Linked DNA regions of Mus musculus: region 2 is linked to region 1. A link is a loop called in an ENCODE intact Hi-C map of the cell type or tissue named here. Cell type or tissue: heart. All regions are shown on one strand.

The links. A loop is a pair of places that touch in the nucleus more often than their neighbours do. Peaks named below come from ENCODE experiments on the same cell type or tissue, not always from the same donor. Only the 100,000 strongest peaks of a DNase experiment are listed, where the experiment ranks them.
Region 2: a loop joins it to region 1, with 4 times the contacts of the local background. A loop is called at or near these places in 8 of 42 quality-filtered maps.

The regions. Positions count from the first base shown.
Region 1 is chr8:33,730,472-33,732,971 of GRCm38, forward strand. Gtf2e2 (general transcription factor II E, polypeptide 2 (beta subunit)) reads left to right here and starts at 1,596. Exons shown (of 8, transcript NM_026584.3): 1 at 1,596-1,658. It overlaps 1700104B16Rik (a long non-coding RNA gene), which reads right to left and starts at 2,016. Exons shown (of 2, transcript XR_004691281.1): 1 at 1,318-2,016; 2 at 63-606. In heart, no CTCF peak of the experiment used is centred here; a DNase peak (open chromatin) is centred at 1,490; H3K4me3 peaks cover 1,631 bases; H3K27ac peaks cover 2,174 bases.
Region 2 is chr8:33,652,377-33,654,876 of GRCm38, forward strand. Gsr (glutathione reductase) reads left to right here and starts at 862. Exons shown (of 13, transcript NM_010344.4): 1 at 862-1,403. The coding sequence starts at 1,164. Gm33433 (a long non-coding RNA gene) reads left to right here. Exons shown (of 3, transcript XR_870309.3): 3 at 1-500. In heart, no CTCF peak of the experiment used is centred here; a DNase peak (open chromatin) is centred at 1,135; H3K4me3 peaks cover 1,873 bases; H3K27ac peaks cover 1,738 bases.

The sequences.
Region 1 (2,500 bases):
TTTGGCACTGGATGTATACAAGAGGGGTGTGGTGAAGAAACTGCCAACATGACCACCCCATGTTATGGCTAAGGTTTTTATTGGAGACATGAGAGTGAGAACAGCCACAGGGATCTGGAGAGTCCAGGGCAGAGAGAGAAAGTAGTAGATTGACCATGTGTAGCAGACTGGGCTTTGCCAGGACTGTCTACAAGAAACGGGAAAATGGCCACTGATAGAAAATAGGGGAAGCTTATTGAGAAAAGCAGCAGCAGGAGCGGAGAAGAGTGAACAAGAAGAATGAGTAATCGGTGGGCGGGTGGGAAGGGCCAGGGGACTGGTGAGCAGGCTTTGAAATGTATAAGTGCTTGTAGGGACTGAGGGAGTCTGGAGGCTGCCGGGCTTGCACCTTGTGCTGACATGTTAATTGGAGAGCCATAAGTCACTTTTGCTGGAGGAAAGGGAAATGAGTCATTTTCCTAGACAGAAACTAGAGCTTCACAAGTTCCGGAGGAATGCCGCCGTCTTTTGTCAGTTGTTAGAACTCCTCGTATAGTCCAGATTAAGTTAACTAGTGGATCTTCGGACTGTCATTTGAAGTTTGAAGAATTGGACTCTCCTTTGGACCTGACAAAAATTTAGTTATACAAAGTTAGTTTCTGCATCATCACTAGTATCCTATGTTGGGGGGGGGGCGGGACATACAAAACTAAGACCCAAAGTAATTAGTACTAATAAACTACAGCTATGGGATATTTAAATACTGGATTAGGCTGTACAAACAAGGATAGTTGTAGGGTGCAGGATGGGCCAATTATTATTATTTGTTGTTGTTGCCAAATATCGCACCCACATCTTATATTGTCCCCCAAAAAATCAAAGACAGGTCACAGGTATGAAAAGAGCCGGTGTTCGAAGCGCAGAAGCTGAGCTGTAAGTTTTGAGGTTGAAGTCCAGAAGTTGAATTCTATGTTGAGTTTGCCTTTGCTAGACTGTCCCTCCCACCCCCAAGCCCCCCGCCACTTGTTAAAGGTGGTTCTGGTGAGTGGTATTTGAAATAAAATAAAAAAGCTTGGCATGGAGCAGCACTTGGTAGGCCGAGGCAGAACGATCTCTGCAACTTTAATTCAAGTTCCAGGCCAATCAGGGCAACACAGGAAGACCTTGTCTCAAATAACCAAAACCACCCACCCTCCAAAAAATATGACAGATTTATTGGTAATGTTGCCGGTTGGGTTAGACTCCAGAGCCGGCTGAAGGAGCTGCTCCGACTTTGTGCCAAGAAAAGCGGCTTTCCGTTCTTCCCTAGAGCAGAGCTGGTAGAGTAAACGTGGCTACCGGCAGCCTTTGAGCGCGCTCCGGTCGTCATGGAAACTCGGGGCGGAGCACGCCGTGACGCAGGCGCCTTTTCGGAGCGGCGTCGCGGTGGTTGCTGGGAGCGAGCGTCCTAGCCGCCGCACCAGGAAGTGGAGGGCGGGGCCGGGGCTGTGTCGCCAACGCCACCACCACGGCCGCCTCGGGTTCGACCCCCTTGGCAGGTCCGTGTTGGGCGTGCGCGCCGCGACGGCGGCGGGGGGCGGGAAGCGGGCCCGCGGTGGGCGGGTGTGTGCGTGCGTGAGTGCGTGCGTGCGTGCGGCCGAGGCGGAGGCTGGGAGGCGGCGCGGGCTGCGGGCGCTGAGGTAGGGACTGCGGCGGCGGGCGAAGGGGGACGAGTCCCGCGTGGGACTCGGCTGCCCCGAAGCGGGACGCGTCTTCCGAGGGGACGCGCGCGTGGACGCCACGCCGCCGAGCCGTTCTCCAAAGCCGAGCCCCCGAGAGGAGGGGCTCGCCCCAGCCAGCATTGTCTTTTAGGCCGGACGTCCATACAGCAAACTTTCGGGTTGGAAAGCGGGAAGGATTCCGGGTGGGCGAGCGGATGGTGCCGACCGCTTCTTGGCCACAACCACAGCAGCCGAGCTCATCCCTGTGTGGAGTTGGGGGGACCACCATGGCGTCCCCTCCCGACTGGCTTTTCTAATGCTGCTTTAAACTTTTTGAGGTTGTGAGTTTTCGGAGGAGTCGAGAGGTATTTTCCCGATCGAACTCTGCGCTCCGTTTTCCTGATGTGCTCCGGTACTCGGGGGCGAGCCGTGAAGCGAGAGACAGAGTAGACAGACAGGCTGCTGGAAGATTGCAGATTCTGGGGTAGGAAAGAACTGGACAGTGGAGCCTGAAGATTTGAAATGTTAGTTTTCCGGTAGCTATCCACCGTGAAACGTACCAGCTCTCGGTCGTAACATCCTGTTCGGGGCTTTTGATTGACCAGATTAATGTAAAGTAGACGTGGATATAGTTTCTTTACCACCCAGGTTAGCCCTAAGATGTGCACTGCAGTACAGATGTTGGTTGCAAAAGGAGGAAAAGTTAGTTGGAACTCCGGAGAGTAAACCGCTTGCTCTGGGTGCCTTTGTTGGTATCATCATATAGAGAGGTCTCTCTTATTTCAGAAAGCTTTGCTAGGGTTCCAGGGCTGGGACACATG
Region 2 (2,500 bases), 78 kb before region 1:
TGGAAGAGCAGCCGGGGCTCTTAACTGCTCTCCAGCCGCTGAATGTTTTAAAGAAGCAGGATGGTTGTGTAAGTTTAATTGAATACTGGTTATTGCCTCACAACGGCACGTTTCTTATGACTTAGCAGTATTTAATCTTGATCTTTAGGACAAGGCGGTGCCGGCAGAAAAGTTGGTTTCCCTTTTGTGATCAAGTAGGAGTTTGTGTGCCTGTGTGTGTGGGGGTGGTGGTGGGGTGCTTTCTTCGTGTGTTTATCTGTATCTATCTATCTTTACACAACTCTATATCCCCATCAAACTTTAACTCGGTGATCTTAGCAATCATTAATGGTTCCCAAGAAAGCCGCTTGGTCACTGTGACCTTGTAAATGTTCTCAAGTTATTATTCTGTCTACATTTATTACAGGGTACTCTACCAGAAGGAAAAATCTGCCTTCTTCCTTGATGATCTTGAACCCACGTTCCTTCTATCTCCCAAGTCATATTACTTTTTATTTATTTTTTATTTTTTTATTTTTTATTTTTTGGTGTTTTCGAGACAGGGTTTCTCTGTGTAGCCCTGGCTGTCCTGGAACTCACTCTGTAGACCAGCCTGGCCTCAAACTCAGAAATCTGCCTGCCTCTGCCTCCTGAGTGCTGGGATTAAAGGCGTGCGCCACCACTGCCTGGCTACTTCTTAAACAGAAAATAAAACAAGACAAAACAAAACAAAAAAGCCTCAACAGACTGTATAGCATTCTGATTCGTAATATCCAGCTTGGAGTGTGGGGCTTAGGGGCCCTGTGTTCCTCATTTCTTAGCCGTGGGGCTCCCAGCCTGGTGCTTATATGAACTACACATTGTTCTCGGGGATCTTGGCCGGTTTAGTTGGCAGCTCCATCTCAGTCCGTTCTTTAAGCTTCCTCTATGGATCACAAAAAATCATTTCGGCCACTCCACTCATTATTCCAGCCTTTTTTTCTTCTTCATTTTACGAGTACCAAGTGCCCTGAAAGCGGAAAGTAGGTTAAGGCCTGCAGGAATCCGAGAAGCTGGGGGTGGGGAAACAAAACCTGCACGTTCTCGCCCTCGGTCCACGCGCTGCGGGGCGGGGACAGGGGCCCTCGGGCGCGGTGCTTAGTCACGGCGACGCTGCACCCCGCTCCCGGCGCGCACTTCCGCGCATGGCGCTGCTGCCCCGGGCGCTGGGCGTGGGCGCGGCCCCGAGCCTGCGGCGGGCAGCGCGCGCGCTCACCTGCGCCATGGCGAGTCCCGGCGAGCCGCAGCCCCCGGCCCCGGACACCTCTTCCTTCGACTACCTGGTGATCGGCGGCGGCTCCGGCGGGCTGGCCAGCGCGCGGCGGGCGGCGGAGCTCGGCGCCAGGGCCGCGGTGGTGGAGAGTCACAAGCTGGGTGGCACTTGCGTGAGTACCGGGGCCCTCGGGCCGCGCCGGCTGCGCGCTTTCTCCCGGCCTCTGAGCGCGGCGCCCGGGGTGCTTCCCCACTCCCAGGCCCGGGATCCCAAGAAGTGGCGGGAAAAAGGGTAACGCCGCCGATCCCGCCACTCTGCACAGGTGCAATGCTGAAGCCAAAAAAACTCCAGCCAAGCTTAGCTGCCCAGCGTGCAACTCCATGCGGGGGAGTATGGCATCCGGCGCTGGAGCTGGGAAACACGAAACTCTCTGGGAAACTGCTAGTGGCGTGGGCGAGGGGAGCAGTGGAGGGTTCTGGCGTGGAGGAGTGTGTGTGTGCGTGCGTGGGTCGGGTCTGATCTATTTCAAGGGCAAAGTGCTAGGTAACAGTAGTTCTTAACTTTGGCTGCGCAAAGGAACCCCCTGGAGAGTTGAAGTTCTGCTGTTTCCCGCTCCCTGTTCTGCTGTTTCCAAGGCTCCCGACCGTACGTGGAGATGCGGCGCGGGGGTTAGCAAGCTCAGAAACACGCAGTTGATCCCAACTGCAGCCAAGCCTGAGAACTACAAGCTGCCTCCAAAGAGAAACCTTAAGGGGTTTCTCAGAGCTTTGTGATACCGTTTGTGGATTGTTTGGGGACAGGTTTACAAATTAAAAAGGAAGGAAGGAAGAAAGAAGGAAAGAGAGAAAGGTGGTAAATCTTACGATTGAAAGTCTCGTTCCCACGTTAGTGTGGCTCTTCCTATCACAAGATCAAGGCAGAGTTTTTGTTAGTGATTGAAAATGCTGAACCTCAAAAGTCACCCGGGACTGGGGATAGGTTCTCTAATGCCTTTGAATGCGTTTAGATTATACTAAATTGGGAACTCCTTAGGGGCATGGGCGGGTTCCTATGCTTGTGTACTGCTTGTTACCTTAAAATACCTTGCTCAACAGCTATTTGTGAAATGAATGAAGCTAGAGATGAGAAGCTGTGAGCATGCTCAAGCCACGGTTGGAAATGAATGGGTGTGTGGTGGTTCACGCCTTTAATCCCAACACTTGGGAGGCAGAGGCCAGCCTGGTCTACAGAGTGACTTCCAGGAAGCTAGACGTTTGTTTTCCTCCCCAC